2 separate regions of the Mus musculus genome follow, and region 2 is linked to region 1. Evidence: chromatin loops called from intact Hi-C (ENCODE). Cell type or tissue: left cerebral cortex. All regions are shown on one strand. Each heading gives the region's core, and the rest is flanking DNA. Links, peaks and the distances in the headings are about the cores only.

What was found. Peaks named below come from ENCODE experiments on the same cell type or tissue, not always from the same donor. Only the 100,000 strongest peaks of a DNase experiment are listed, where the experiment ranks them.
Region 2: it touches region 1 in a loop (11-fold over the local background); 4 of 42 quality-filtered maps call a loop at or near these places.

Annotation. Positions count from the first base shown.
Region 1 is chr7:70,366,519-70,374,360 of GRCm38, reverse strand. All of the region lies in intron 1 of B130024G19Rik (RIKEN cDNA B130024G19 gene), which reads right to left. It also overlaps a transcript of Nr2f2 not described here. Among named protein-coding and RNA genes, the nearest start is that of B130024G19Rik, 5.1 kb to the right of the region's middle. In left cerebral cortex, for the core only: no CTCF peak of the experiment used is centred there; a DNase peak (open chromatin) is centred at 3,971; H3K4me3 peaks cover 929 bases; H3K27ac peaks cover 671 bases.
Region 2 is chr7:68,978,460-68,986,301 of GRCm38, reverse strand. No RefSeq gene overlaps it. Among named protein-coding and RNA genes, the nearest start is that of Gm23795, 30 kb to the right of the region's middle. In left cerebral cortex, for the core only: no CTCF peak of the experiment used is centred there; a DNase peak (open chromatin) is centred at 5,007.

The sequences.
Region 1 (7,842 bases), core at 2,129-6,128:
CGATTATACATTCATCCACACTACATCAGTGTCGATTTTAAGACTTGTTTAGAAAGAAGCAGGGGCTGGAGAGATGGCTCAGTTGTTAAGAACACTTGCCTCTTTTGCAGAGGATCAGAGTTTGATTCCCAGCACCCAAGTGGGGTTGTTCACAACTTCCTATAACTCTGGGTACTGGATCCCCTTTTATAGCCTCTACAGGCAGTAACACACACGTGCACAAAAATATGTATAAATATAAATATGCAGATGAGGGCATCCTTTTTGTCCAAACCCTGGGCATGATCACTAGTTCGTCAGTAACTGAAGACCACTGAGCTGTACAATCTTTGAAAGATCAGACAGCTCTCATTTGACTTCAACTTATATAAGAAATATAGATTTTTGCAAGATAATACATGATTTTGAAGGTCATTAAGTTAACCAAAATCACCTGGGGGTGGGGAATCAATGGGTAAGTAAGCTAAGTCTTTATCATCGGAGAAGACTATCAAAAACAAACAAACAAACAAACAAACAACTTTAAAAATCCCCCATGCTGAAATTTCAGGGCATTACATTCTTTTGAGTGTTTGGAAATGTAACCAACAACAAGAAACTATGCAACAGAATACTGCAGCATCCCTGAGACTAAATAAGTTAACATATAATAGGCAAAGATATAGGCTGCCTTGATTTTTTTAACTTCTTGTCTTTGACATTTGACATATGAGGTGATGTGGTCCTGTCAAGAAATACCCTGTGTGACATCTGTCACTAAAATCAATATTTCTTTCCTTTAATGGTTTCAGTTTTACTTTGAATGTTTAAAGGACAGTATCTCAATCAATTTATCATAGTCATGTATTTAGGAATCTCTTAAATAAAATTAACCAATGTATAATAAATTCCAATAGATGGGTAGGGAAATTACTGTTCCCTACCTTGTACTCCAAACAACAAGGCTAATGCAATTTGTTTTCAAACACTACAGTTTGCAAGCCCTCAAGATAATACTTTCCATAACCAAGAAATTAAATGTGATTTTTTAAAAATCCTTTTTACATTCTGTACAGGATTTATTTATTTTTAGCATGTACCTACTCATTTTCAAGGAAGTGGCCTTTGAAGAGGACAAATGAAGCTGATAATGTAAGTCCCTGGATGTTCTCTAGTTTAACACATAGTATTCCTCTACTATGGCAGCTTACCAATTTCTGGCTATCAACTTATTCTCGTTATAGCTGTGTATTGAAAGCAGGGTGGATAAACGTCCTAAAAAACAAACAAACAACAGTGAATCCATACATCCCATTTCTCCTCCTAAAGTTGACTTTGCTTGTGTAGTTAAAGGAATTTAAATCAAATGAATCCTCGTTTGTTGTGCTGTTGGTATTTGCCTGAAGTTCACTCATGCAGCTAATTAACAATATTAATTTTTCTGAATATTTTTCTTTCTAACACCTTCATGTAGCACTTGATACCATCAATTAGGTGTTTTGTTTTGTTTTTTTACATAGTAAAAATTAACTCTTGTTTTAAAGATAGCATTACAGGCTTTTGAGAATTAAAACATACAGCGTCCAACCATTCTTCTTGACTTTGTCCAGGTCTAAATAAGACCGGCTGCTCACATGATCTCAGATGACTTTGGAACTCTCTCAGCAGGAGTTAACTTGCAATGTAATGTTAATATTAAATTCATAAATAGCTCATACCAGGCTTGATAAAATGGGCAATGCCATTGTCGATAGTCCAGTATTTAAGATTTAAGTCATCAATGAGCTGGAAAGTACACATATACACACACACACACACACACACACACACACTATGTGTTCATGCACACATTACATAGCCTTGAATTTTACAATAAATATATCAGGGAAAAGATGTTCACTGTTTGCTTAAATACCCTGCCAAAGCTTCCAACTGGAAATCTGAAGCTTGCACTTTGAAGTGCCTTTCTGTGATTTTGCAAGCCATAATAGCATTACCCTGGCTGAGTTGCTTCTGCTTGTCTTCCAGCACTGCTGAATCCAGAGAGCTCATTCAGAAGTCTTTTTGCACTGCCTTCTGCCAGCCTCCAGGACCGTACACATGAGTGACAGCCTCTATCTAGTGTTTGAGTGTATGAACCTTTAATCCATCAAGACGCTTCTAAAATTGAGAGGGTACCTCCACCACATGCTTGCACCTTCCTGTACAAACCCCCTCATCTTGGGACCCATGGAAATGCCACCACACTGGAAGCCAGCTGAATATATTTTTCTAATCTCATCCAGACTTTATGGCTATAATTTGGCTGCTGACACAATTTTAAATTAGCTTTTGCTTCAATGAAAGAAGGTAAACCATATCTTGGGATTTGTTTGTTTTTTTTCTTAATCTCTCACACAATGATCATATATACATATACATGTTATTATAATAATATACAAATTGTAAAATATTGTTAGAGCGATTTGGGTGATCAGTTAAAGAGGGGAGGGGGAATTTACTCCATCCTATTTTCTTATTTCCCTAAGTCCAACTTCCTGGAGTTTGCCTTGACAGATGAAACTGTTGTCTTTGAATAGAAACCCCTGCTTGCAAGGCGTTGCAGTGAAGATAGGGTGGGACATAAGAGACAGGCAAAGTGCTCTAAAACCCTTACAGCTAAAAAGTGCATTTGTTCTCATTTCCTTTCACTCTTTCCCTCCCTGGCTCTACCATCTTTTCTTCTTTTTCTTCCTCCTCCTCCTCCTCCTTCTCCTCTTCGTCTTCCTCTCCTTCTTCTTCTATATCCCTCCTTTCACCCCTTCTTAAATCTTTGAACAGTTTAGCATAGTTAACCTTCATTCTGTAGCCAAGACCAAGAAGGATTAATGGAGACTAAACTGACACTCCTCCAGGTCATCGGTGCTGCTAGCTTCCAATGCAGGAATGAGAGAATTACTATGGAGGGAGCAGGAGGCTCACACCTGGACACACCATTCTAACCCACTGGGATTCATATTTTTAAAACAAAACAAAACAAAACAAAAAAAAACTTCTAGAAAACGGTTAATTGGGTCTTCAGCTATATTTCCTGTTGCACCGAAGGACATGCAGGGTAGCATGAATTTAATAGCCCAAGCTGCTAAGAACATTGAGTAATGGGAAGGTACACCTTTGACACACAGATGCACATAAAAACGTGTAAACGCATACACACAGTAGGCAGCTATCCGTTTCTTTTGAAAGACTGCACCCCCTTTGAAGGTCAGAAGCAGGAAAAGGGCAAAGACTTGTTCTTTTTTCTCATCTTGTGCCCTAACCCTCCACCTCCAAGAAATTAGAGCCTACTGGGTTGTTTGCAGCTGTTTCGAAGCTCTAAGGTTTGTTCACAGCAGCGAGACTCACACTTCAGAGTGAAAAGCCATTCTGGAGCCAGAACATTGCTGCTTAGCTTTGCGGAGGTTTTTTTTTTTTTTTTTTTTTTTTTTTTTTTTTTTTTTTACTAACTTCCAGTAAATTTTACCTAACGCCCCGTGAACTTCACTTTAGTTTCCAGTATCTAATCTTTGGGTCCTAGACAGGTCCCCACTGGCTGGGGTGGGACCTGATCCTGCTAAAGCTGATTCCCTCTCGCTGAGAAAACCCGCAGCCCTCCGACTTCCTTTGGTGCCCCTGCCTTAATCCATGGCCTTAGACTTCGTTCCACCTGCCTGAGAGCTGAGCCGCGAACCTAGAATCCACTGTTCTGCAAATTCCACGGGGGGGGGGGGGTGTCTCGCCACCCGGTGGCCGCCCTGGACACTGGGCAGATAGCATGGAAAGCCAAGCCATTGATGGAGCTGGGCTACTGGGTCCTCTTTAGAGATGCTAAATAAGACGAGAGATGGAGGTTGATTGAGAAGAAAGTTGTAAAAGCCTGGAGTGGCACCTAAAAGGAGTCTCCAAAATGGCAAGGGAAGAAAGCAATCCATCGGAGCCACACCTTGGCTACCTAGGCTGCCTCGCCAGACTACATGTTCTTGTCTTGCTTCGCATAAGCCATCAACTCCGGTGGCCACCTGGTCATCCCACTCGGGTGTACAGCGGATGTGCTCCCAAGCCTTCGGCCCGCGGCGGCCGCCTCAGCCCTATTTGCAAAGCCAGGCAGCAGAGTCCTATCTCTGGCTGCGCTGCCACCTTTTCCGTCGAGGGCAGAGGGACCGAGGCCTGCGCTTGAGCTCCCTGGCGATGGTCCGGCAGTCCCCCTTGGAGCTGGCTTCCTTCCTCTCGGCCCCGCCAAATCCCGACTAGTCAGGTCCCCCTTCGTCACCCCGGGGGCTTCTAATCACTCCGTATCGATTTCCCTAACTCTTTTCATCCCGTTGAAGACACATCTTAAAACACTCCAGCCCGGAGTGTGCTCTGGGCTTTATCCACACTAATAAAATGATTTACCCTGCTCTCTGCGCTCTCCTCACAGAGGAAAATCGTTCGAGCTCTGGCTATTTGTGTGTGATCAGTAAATATTTAGTGCGGTGACATCCTCAGCTAGGCGTCGGATCGATGCGGAGCCCACCGGGAGGTGTGCTCTCTGCGGGCGGGGCCGCTTCGGGTCCGCCGAGGGGACTTCCAGTGTCCTGGCCACCGGCCGCAGATTTACAGCCCGGGCGGGAGTTCCAGGGAGAGGAGAAATGAGGGGGGCAAAGCGCGTCAGGAAAATTGCCTTTTCAACCTTTTTACTTTTGACATTCAGTCACTTGCCCACATTGCCACTATCTCCTCCACACCTCCCCCATTCCTTCCCTAGGGCGCGCGGGACACCTCAGAGCCCTTTCCGGAGCTCGTGAGACGCGCTAGCTACCCTGTGGCCCAGGACCACCTATCAGAGTCCTGCGTAGCCACGCAGGGAGGCCCCAGCCCCTGCTTTGAGGGTCGTCCCCTTCGGGGCACGAAGCTCCTCGCCCGCCCACGCCTCCTAAGGCCGAAAAGAGGTGGAGAGCTGCTGCTGCGCTAGAGATCTGCCCCCCCCCCCCGCACCCTTTCTGCGACCCCTCCCGCTCTTTCTGTTCCTCCAGCATCTTGTTCCTGCTGCCAGTCGGACCGCGCAGGTCGTCGGGTGGGAACTTGACTTTCTTCTCCACCAGACGCCCCTTTCCTTAGAAGCAAAAAGGCGCTTAGTTGTGAATTGTTGAGAGGGGGCCTACTCTCGGCAGCTAGAGGGCTGAGGTCTAGGTAGCTACGGTGGCAGCGCTTACCCTGGGCGTGCTCACACAACTTCATGATTACATAGTCCCACCTTGACCGGGGCGGGAGGGGGGACCCCGGGAAGTGAGCTCGATGCAGAGTAGGACACTGCAGGGCTTCACCTTGTCCTAGGACTCTCGCCACCTGGGACTGCTAAATTACCAGAGTTGATTTTCGTCACTGAGGACTATCCAGCCATTCCTGGGGATGGGGGTTAGGGGGAGCTCCTCTGCTCTTAAGCTTGGGGGTTCGGGTCTACAAGTCTTCAACTGCTACCACCCACCCACCTGTTGTTAGCTGACCTGTTTTCCCCTCACCTGAGGCCTGGGCCTTTGCATTCCCCTGGGGCCCAGAGAAGAAGATGCAACTGGGCTGTGTCTTTGCACCCCTCCCCATATCTTAATACCCTCGCTGTTGTCATAACCATGGCTTTCTAAAACGCCATATCTGCAGAGTCTATCTTTATACTAATGCATACTTAATTGCTCTGTCTTGACTGTCCACATAAAACAATTTAATTAGGGTGGGGGGTTTGGTTGGATGATTTTTTTTTTTTTTTGGCTTTGGAGAGCAAAGAGAAGAAAATCTGCCCGACGCTTATTGTATTTAGCACCAATACAGGCAGAAAATGTAGCACAAGTTTTTGGTTGAAAGAGCACCTCTGTGTCCATTGAAGGGCGTTGATCCGAAAAGGCAGAAAGGACAAGTAAAATCGATTGGAAGCGACCCTCTCTGTCCTTTTCACACCATTCAGAAACTCCATTCCTTCTAAGACAAAGACCAGAGCCTTGGGAATTCACAGGGAGAAGGAGGACTCCAGTCTCACAACCCTTGAACACTTGTTTTTAAATCTTCAATATTTCACTTTAAACCTGCACTTGGTGATGGACTCCTGCATACCAGCTCTCAGCCCCCACCCCGGCCCCACCCTGGAGGAGCCATGGAATTTTGCCACCCCTCACCCTAACCCCATGCCCCTGCCCGATTTGGCCTTTCGGTCAGGCGGGCCTGCCTTTTAGGGTTAGTGCATCTCTCACCTTTGACCCTCAAGATTGGAATGGCTACCAGTGTTCTAAATTTGACCAAAGTTGGAAGAAAATGACCACAAAATAATTACTCCAAAGCCCAGTTCTAGTTCAGCGTCTGAGCCACCTTTCTGGTACAACAGCCACCTCCATCCCTATCGCTACCCCCCACCTTCTCTGGCAATGAATGCCCTAGTCACCTCTGAAGGAGGGAGCTGGGTGGCGATGAGTTGCCAGGTCTAATTGGTCTTTCATTAGGTTATCCCAGGCGCCCAGGCTGGGGAAGGTGGTCATCGATCAGACCTGGCATGAAAAGAAAAGGAGGCGGGAGAGGAGAGGAGAGGGCCAGAGAAGGGGAGGAGAGAGGCCCGGATTTAGATCACCTTCACCTGCCCAGAGCCCGGCCTCCCTGTTGGAGATCCCTCGACCTTCAACTAGGATGAAGGGGGCGGGGCAGAAGGGAGGGGGCATTACTGAATTACACACGTGGCCTCCTTCTAAGAGACAGAGTGCACCTCCTCTTCGGAGGAGTCCCACCAGCTATCCACTCTTTGTAACTGATGAGACAAACCGCAAGGAAAAACTTCTGTAGCCCATATTTATGGTATTAATGAATAGTTTAAAAAAGATTTACACTTCTTATGATCAATATTCTGAGTTATTTCCCTCAAAGTATATAATTACAGTGTCTTCAGAGTTTCATCATTGTTTGAGGTGGCAAAACCATTTGTAATTTTCATTAGCCAGTAAACATGTAATTAACATTCAGCACTGTGTTTAACTTAATTCCTGTTTAAGACAGGGACAAGAAGCAGTGAAGAGCGTTCGTTCCATTTGTCAAGTCTGACATACATCTTACCATAACAGTTTCCTAAAATAAAAGATTCATGTTTCCCCATTCTTCTCCTCTTAAAACAAAACAAAACAACAACAACAACAAAAATCCATTAGTTCAAACTGTACTAAACTGCAAGAGACAGCTCAGTCTGCTCTCAAGTTTTGCCAGTTATTGTATCTCTGCTTCTTTTACTCGTTTGGGGGAATTGATAAGGGGAGGGGTGAATTAAGTATTCATTATTTAAAGGCATGAAATAGGGGAACCCCTCCTCCCAAAAGAAATAGATTTCCTCTTCAGGAAAGTTCTAGAATGGACAGTAGAAAGGGGAGGGAGGCACTAATCCACAGGGGAGAGGAAGAAAAATCATTGGGGAGGGGGGACTTGAGTTAAAAGTAGAAAATGAGGATTCCAATTGATTCCTAGGAAAAAATGTTGGCCTCCTGTTTCAAGTTCTATCTTTGATCCAGGGTGAGAGGACCGTGTCTGCCAGTCTTAGGCTGCAGCTCCCCCCCCCCTCTGGTTTTTCCCCCCCAACTTGCTTTAGGATTAGCTTCCATCCCTCTCAACCCCAAATGGTGGAATTTGGCTGTGCCTCGGGGTTGTCCTGCTTTGCAATATTGCCTATAGTTGTTTTCGGTTTTCTGCTAAGACTGAGCCGGGTTGCTCCAGCCTCCGACTAAACTCATTAAGTTGGGAGATTTTTTTTTTTTTTTCAATTGGAAGGGTGTTTTTAAAGTCTCCTCTTTCCAGCCCCAAACAAGGTGTAACAACGCACTCTTCCTTCTAAGGCATCAGATG
Region 2 (7,842 bases), core at 2,554-6,553, 1.4 Mb after region 1:
AGTCAGTATCTACTAGAAAAAGTCATTCATGTCTTTCTCCAACTTAATTTGCATACTCAGCTCAGCACTCACAAAGCCAGATTCAGTATCATGCTTTTCCTAAAGTTCACAACAACTGTCTGGCCTTAACTGCTAATCTTTTCAACTAGAGACATTATTATCATGCTGTGAATCTTATAGATGTCAAATCAGCACCCATTTCAGACTTTAAGCTGTCTCCTGGCTCCTCAAGTAGTCTGGGTTGTACCAGGAGGCCTTATAACACTGAGAAAAGGGTTGGCCAAGCCGGGTGTGGTGGCCCACGCCTTTAATCCCAGCACTCGGGAGGCAGAGGCTGGAGAATTTCTGAGTTCAAGGTCAGCCTGGTCTACAGAGTGAGTTCCAGGACAGCCAGGGCTATACAGAGAAACCTTGTCTCGAAAAACAAAAACAAAAACAAACAAACAAACAAAAAACGTTTGGCCAAATGAATGGTTGTTCATCAAAACAGTGTCCTCCAGCTAACATGCCACATGTCTTCAGTACTTTCCTCCAATAAAGGCCAACATCTCTTCCAACTGTAACCAAAATACCCAATTGAAGACAACAAACTGATGTTTCTCACATGGCAGAGTTCTTAACACATTATAAGAAAATTTTAATACATTTGCACTATTTGGGGGGACATTTTTACTTTTGAGTGTTTTAGCTTTTCTTTCTAGTTGGGACAAGTTAGATTGGAACCAAGCTAAGGAGAAAATGGGATGTACAACTGAATAATAAATTTGAAAATAAGAAGAAACAGAAAGAAGGTAGTTATCAAAGGCACAAAGGGCCACATTGGTGCCTTGGAGGAGGTTGCTTGTCACTCTCACCTAGGACTCACCCCACCTAAGTCACAAGGATTCTCAATACTGTCCAGATGTCAGCTGAAACACATTGCTAAGTGACTAAAGATAGTCACTTAATCTAGGTATGACAGTGCATACCTGTCACTCTGGAGGTGTGAGCAAGAGAATCTCAATTGCTACGTTCAAAGTCAGCATAGGCAATACAAAACAAAAGAAAGCCACTTAGCCGTATGACTATAGGAAGTAGCAGCTAGCTCCATGAAAATACGTGAGAGCACCAGTGATAAGGAATTTTGATCAATGCAGATATATGCACATATAAATTTATAAAGCATGAACTAAAATTAGGGAGTTGCTGTGGGCACTTTTAGCTGTGATATTTCTCCTTAGAATCCAGGGGTGGGGTGCAAGAGTTCACTCTCAGCTTACTCATGGGGATTGTGGCAGGATCTCTGATCTGTGAACTATAAAGCCACCCTTGCAGGGCCAAGTGAATGCAGTGGGATATTGCGTGCATCTCCCACTTTAACTGTGTGGAAGGTTCTTCAGAGACTGCTCTTGGGCAAGTCAGGACCAGGGCATTCCCTATGACCTGATCCCAGACTAAAGGCAAAACCCAGCCCAGACCTCTAACCTAATTTCCCATTCAAAATCCTCCTCTCTAATATAATTATTATTATTAATTTTATTATCAGTTCTTTTCTAGCTTCAAATTACCCCATTACAAGAATGAGAACATCTGGAGACTGAGTTTGGTGGGAATTTCAGCCTTGCATAAGGAGTACACAACAATCTATAAAAGTATTTCATTCTTTCTATCATCCAAAAAGCAAGCCTTTCAGTTTAAGATGAGAGTTAGGTGATGTAGTTTGGGACAAAGACAATAAACAGAGTATAAACTATCCTTTAAATTATTAACACTCCAAGGAAAGGAGAGTTACAGACACTGGCTGCCTACACCATTGTCAGGAGCTAGACACAGCAGGTCTCTGTTAGCTCTGGCTTCTCTCTGAACAGGAGGACTGTCCTGATGTGCCCTAACCATGTACTCATGCAGGTTCCCACTCTGGGGCCTCCCTCCCTCTGGTCTCATGAATGAAAACAAATTGTTTTTAGCTACAATACCCCCTGGGCTCAGTCTTGACCTGTGTGGTACAGTGACTTGGTGCAGCTTGAATTTTTACATACAGCTGCATAAAGCAATTTTCATGTAAATTCCTAGGTAAATCAGCCTGCAGTTGGTCTATTACATAGACACATACACAGAAACCATTATGTTTGACAGATTAGGAGATGCCCTTTTTTTCATCCGAGGCTGGTCACTGTATAGTCCACAGTGTACAAATCAGAAATGGAGGATTTGGGAAAGGGCCCAACACCACAAACAGCAGGGGGGCCCTCTCATGGTAGCCTGGATGGACCTCCTAAGTGCCTAGATGCTCTGACAAAAGAAAAGGCCTCTGTGGGACACAGAGAAAACTTACTTAGAAAAATCAACCCTCAAATGAGCAGAGAAAGCCAGGTAATTCTCAAGGCCTGCCAGGAAACAACTCAGCCACTTCCCAGTACCCTTGCTATATGTAGAATGCCAATAAACAGCCACAGGGTCTCCAATGACCCCAGCATTCCCACTGGAACAAGCAGGCTGGCTCAGTTAGCTCACAGCAGGTGAGGGAGCTTCAAGGATTGCAAGAGCACTCAGTTCTCAGAGGTGCCTTTCCCTGGGTGCTGGGGCAGCCAGTACTTCCCCTCCCCGTGCAGCCATCATAGGGGTTGGTGGGGGCAGCCCCAGCCATCTGGAAACCGCCTATCTGGGTTCTCCATCCAAATGTGTTTCTGACCAAAGGAGGTGCATTTCTTGAAGAGGTCCTTTTAAGGCAACAGCAACCACAGAGCACAAAGGAAAGATGTAACCAAAACCTGGCCCAAGATGTTTGTTTATGCAATCTTTAAATAATTCATCTTTATCCCTATTGAGCCCATCACAGCATGTCAAAAATAAATGTGTCGCCTTGGCCTATTGTTTGCAGCTCAGGATTGTCAAGCGAGAAGAAAATATTACAGAGACAGAGGGAGATACACGCAGGAGTGTGACCTTTAACTGCACTACCTATAACCAATCTCATCAAATTAAAGCACTGTATATTTTCCTTAATAATCTGTGATTAGACTGGGGCTATGAGTGGACACGAACACCCGCCATTGCTATGCAGCGGGATGTCTGCTTAGCACCGGCAAAGCGTTTGGGAATAAGTGAGCAAAATGCTTTAATTTGATAGGGTTAGAATCCTGCAGGCTCTGGGGTGAAAGGTCCCCAGCAGCTCCGCTCACACTGAATATGCAGAAATAAAAAAGTAAATTGCTTACATCTGCTGCAGGCAGCAGAGAAAGTGATCTGATTGGATAGTCCGAGGGCTCTCCATCTCTTTTGGGTTAGAGAGAGGGTTTCAGAGCATCAAAAGCTTGTAATTGGAGTAATTCTGAATTAATGGACACACACACACACACACACACACACACACACACACAACATTTTGAGGCAGCTGTTTGCAGAAGCCTGACTGTTTAGGAATGCTTACAGCTTGCCTCAAACATAATCTTTCCTTTCCACCCACAAATTAATCTTAATCTTAATTATGGGCTTGGATTTGATATCAGGTAGGGAGAGCATTCTTATCTGGCTCATCCCCCTGCCAAGATGACTGGAAGTTATCAGAGCCCTGTATCTGCTTGTCCACTTTGTCCTTCTTTCTGGAATACATGTGTACTTGGGCTCTCCTTCATGCATAAAAAGATGATTTAAAGGGCTTCGCCGGGGTTCCTGGAAGTTGACATAGAAAGCACAGGTTTTGCCTTGCTCTATGATATGGGATTTAATCTTCATTTTTGATCGATAAGAATCAAAGGCAGGACTCAAGGTCTTTGGGGCATGAGCTGGTTCCCTTTCACAAGGGATGTCAGGAGACGGCCTGCGGTGTCACCTTGATGCACTCACAGGACCCTGTGTGGAGAGCTGTGTCATGAATTACATTAGGCCTAGCTGGGTCTGCTCTTCTGGCTGGCACTGTAGGCTTGCCTACAGTGAGGCTGGGGTTGCACTTGAACTCTCTTTGCCTTTGACTGTAGCATATTAGCTTACACTAGCTTGCCGATCAAAATAATATCACATTGTCCCACTGTGGGCATGCCCCTGTTGGGAGCTAAAAGCAATACTGGCCTCCTGTAGTTGAGAGTACAGCCCCCACAGTAGGAGATAAAGGAAACTGAGGGGACCCAGGGAGCGCATCTTGTGAGACCAACTTTCAGGAGAAGCATCTCAGCCAGGCATAGATCTCAAATGCTAGCCTTGCTCAGACAGCACAAGAATATGTTCGACATTCCAAAATGTTCTTAGGTACAGGTTTTGTAAGGACAGCTCCAGGCTCCTCTGATATTTAGTAGTAATTGGGGCTTACATCCAAATTCAGTTTTGTCCAGTATTCTTATTAATGCCCGAGGCTCTTTGAAATTGCCTGAATAGCCTATTGTATTCCTAGAACTACTGTGGATAGATTTTTAGAATGCCATACACAAGCTAAAGAAATTTGATTCTAGATATCAAATCATATGCATACTCTGCCTATATGTACATGTGTGGGATGTGTGTACAATATATGTGCATCACATACACATATATGATATACAGATGCATAATTGCTTAACATAGGCAAAGCTAAGACTTTGAAACCAAGCTGTACACAACAGAAAACCCATAAACACAACAGGAATTCTTCTTACTACTGTTGCGGCTTCACCAGTGTCACCCAGGTTTGGCTGCGTGGGTAGAGGGTTGTCAAGCTTGCTTCTTTCTCTCCAGAGCTTCTTTCTTAGCATACGTCGTTTCTTCGGCAAGGCTTTGCCTGTAACAAATGGCTCTGTGCTGGTTCTTATTACCCGGAAGCCTCCTTTGTCTGGCTGGGTATTGCCACAGTCTATCGGAAAGTATTTGTCAACAATTACATGTCTATTAAGGCACAGTCAATCAGTGTGGGCCCAAACAGCCAGGCCTCTAGGGCTCAACTATTGATAGGAGACTGTCAATATCCCATCGAATCCTTTTCTCCACAAAACACAGTCATCTAGCCGAAATCATTGTCTGAGACAAACGCAGAAGGCCAGCTTTCCTCTCGCGTCCACGGATGTCCCACTCTTTAATCTAACATTCAATTTGAATGAGTAAGAGCCTTTTTAAATGTTCAGAATCTAGGCTCCTTTTAAAGCACTGCCCACACTGAGTTTGGGAGGGAAGATATTTAACATAATCAGCCGTGGTAGGGAAGTTCACCTAGGAGTGTTGAATTACTCCTGAACATAAGAAGTCCAGATGAAAATTAGCGAAAGACACTTGAAATTTGCTTCACAGTCATTATACCTGTCCCTCCAGTACTGAGTCTCAGGCATTCATTTACCTGGCTCAGGACAAACGGTGGTGGTCTTAACAGTATTTTTTTTTCCCCTGCCCATTCAACTTCAAACCGGACTACAAATTTTGCTATCATTGTTATAAAGAGCTGTTCTTCAAAGAAAATATACTGAGAGCCTCTTGTGACTGTTTTAAAGCCCCCAACTCCAAAAACAAAAGGAAACACTGAGAAAGTGGGGGAGGGCAAGGGAAAAGAAATTGCCTAAGTAAGGCTGTATCCTTTGAACTGGCAACTCCCTGCATCACAGAATACAGCAGTTGTCCTCCAACAAAAGACAGCATCAAACCGACTCCAAAAAAGCCCAAGACACCCAAGAATATTAAAAGCAGATGTGATATTCAGAGCCTCTGGACCATGTGAGGTGCCTTTTAAGTTCTGTTAAATCAAGGGTTTATAAAATTACAGAAACAAACATTTTTTTTTTCTTTTGCAGAAGGTGTTTCTTAGAATCTTCATTCCTGGGATTTTCAGCCTCAGCCTCTCAAGCGGTGGAGAAACGAGTGGGAAGAGGACTCAGCTACCCAGGTCAAATCCAGATAGACTTGCCCCTCAGAGCCTGTCTTCATTCTGTGTCTTGTGTTCATAATCCAAAGCCCAAATGATTCAAATACTGAGATAGAGCCAGGAAAGGTCAAAATGCTGCCAGAAGGTCCAGGTGAAGTTTCTACGAGTTAGTGTAAAAATGGGAAATTAAAATTCAAAGGATTCAAATAAAGTGGGAGAGCCGCCTCGGGTCTCATGCGGGGAGGTGGGTTTGCCCGTTCCATTTCTTGGCCTCAGCGTCAGAGGCACACATTAATTAAATTACCAGCCTCCAGTCTGAAGTAGATCGTCTGCAGCTCAGAAATCCTGGGGTCCTTTCTGCACGTGATGGCCACAAACACCATATCTGACATCTTTCTAGTTCCCCGAGCACAGCTGCTGTGCTAGTCCATTACAGACATCCAAATGTAATCTACCATAGGACTTTTGCGTAGTAGACTCATAGTTCATTTCAGATGTTTGCACGGGGAATTTTTATACGTGGACTTAAAAATATTCTAAGAGCATAAATTGTGAAAGGCCTAGGTCAGGAACCCAAGTCATAAAGGGCCCCTGGGCAGTCACTTCCCAGCAGTCGGCCATCATGGCCAAGGGGGCAGCTGATCTCCGTTTCTGAGAGCTCCATTATGGGTATTTACAAAATAAACAATGCAAGCAAGTTCATGATTGTCATCCTTAATAATATGCATTACAGCAAGCCTTTAAATAAATATACAAGCCATAGATGTTCACCAGGCCTATTGCACCTTTACTTCTACACAGATCCAAGGCATTGTCTTTGTTGTGTTAGGGGAAAAAAAAAAAAACCTGACTCTTCATAGAACAGAAACAATAACAAAAAGCAATCATTATTTTAAATAACTCACCAATGTTCAGAAGCTCTGCTCGGGTTTCCAAGCAGGAAAGTCAGCAAGTTCACAGCTGGGGTGAGAACTTGGTCTCATTAGTCTCAGGTTTTCGAGGCACATTCGCAAAGCAGGAATACAAAATGTTCTCTCTCGGTGCTTCAGTAATTAACTGTCTTTGAGAAGGAAAGACAAACAAATAAATAAATAATATGATCGTTCAGAGTTCAAACCGATCGGGTTGCACAGTCTAAAATGCATCTGCGTAACACTCCCTTCAGACTTTATTTTGTAAGCACCCACACTCACAAAACAAAACAAAACAAAATTGAAAGCTCACTAATCTTTCACAGCAACATGTGTCAAAAAATGTGAGCAACTTTGAAGGATTTTAACTGGATAGGTCCAGACATCTGGGTGCTACTGGCCCAAGGTCTCACTGAGAATGTCTTCTGGAACCGTCTCCATTTTTTAAATCATTATTTTTTAGATATTTTATGTAATTGCTTATTTTTCATATGTTCTCTCTCTATTATTGTAGCCTATTCTCATCAGGTAATAACTAATTAAAAATAGGAAGCAAGTAAAAGCATTATTCAAACTGGTAGAAATTTACATTCTATAAAACTTAAAGTTTGTCAGGAAAGAACTTCAACTCTTGATTTTTGTTTTGTTTTGCTTAAACTGCATACACAGCAGTGAGAAATGTGCAGTGTCATTTTATATTTACGTGCAGTGGGAACCCATGGATGCGTAGAAAACATCATTCTTTGCTAACAGAGAGTAAGTAAAAGGCTTCCTAGGGAAACCGCATGAACAGGGATTAGCCGTGATTATTTGGCTAGCCAAAATCCCAAGTGCTTGAAGGATCCTGAGCACCAGTGTGTTACTTTCACTTTGCACCAAGTCTTTTGTTAAGAGTCATAGCAGGGATTTTCAGGGAGATATTTGCTAACTTTTTTTTTTTTTTTAACTTTTGTCAGAAGGAAGGCTAAGACATAGACAGCAAATGAGACTCAGAAAGTGCAGAGTATTCCAAGACACCACACAGCTTCTAGCTTCCCTTAGAGAGAGAGAGAGAGAGAGAGAGAGAGAGAGAGAGAGAGAGTCTCTATCTGACTAGGACTCTGTCAGAGGTCTCTCCATACTTTGAAATTCGCT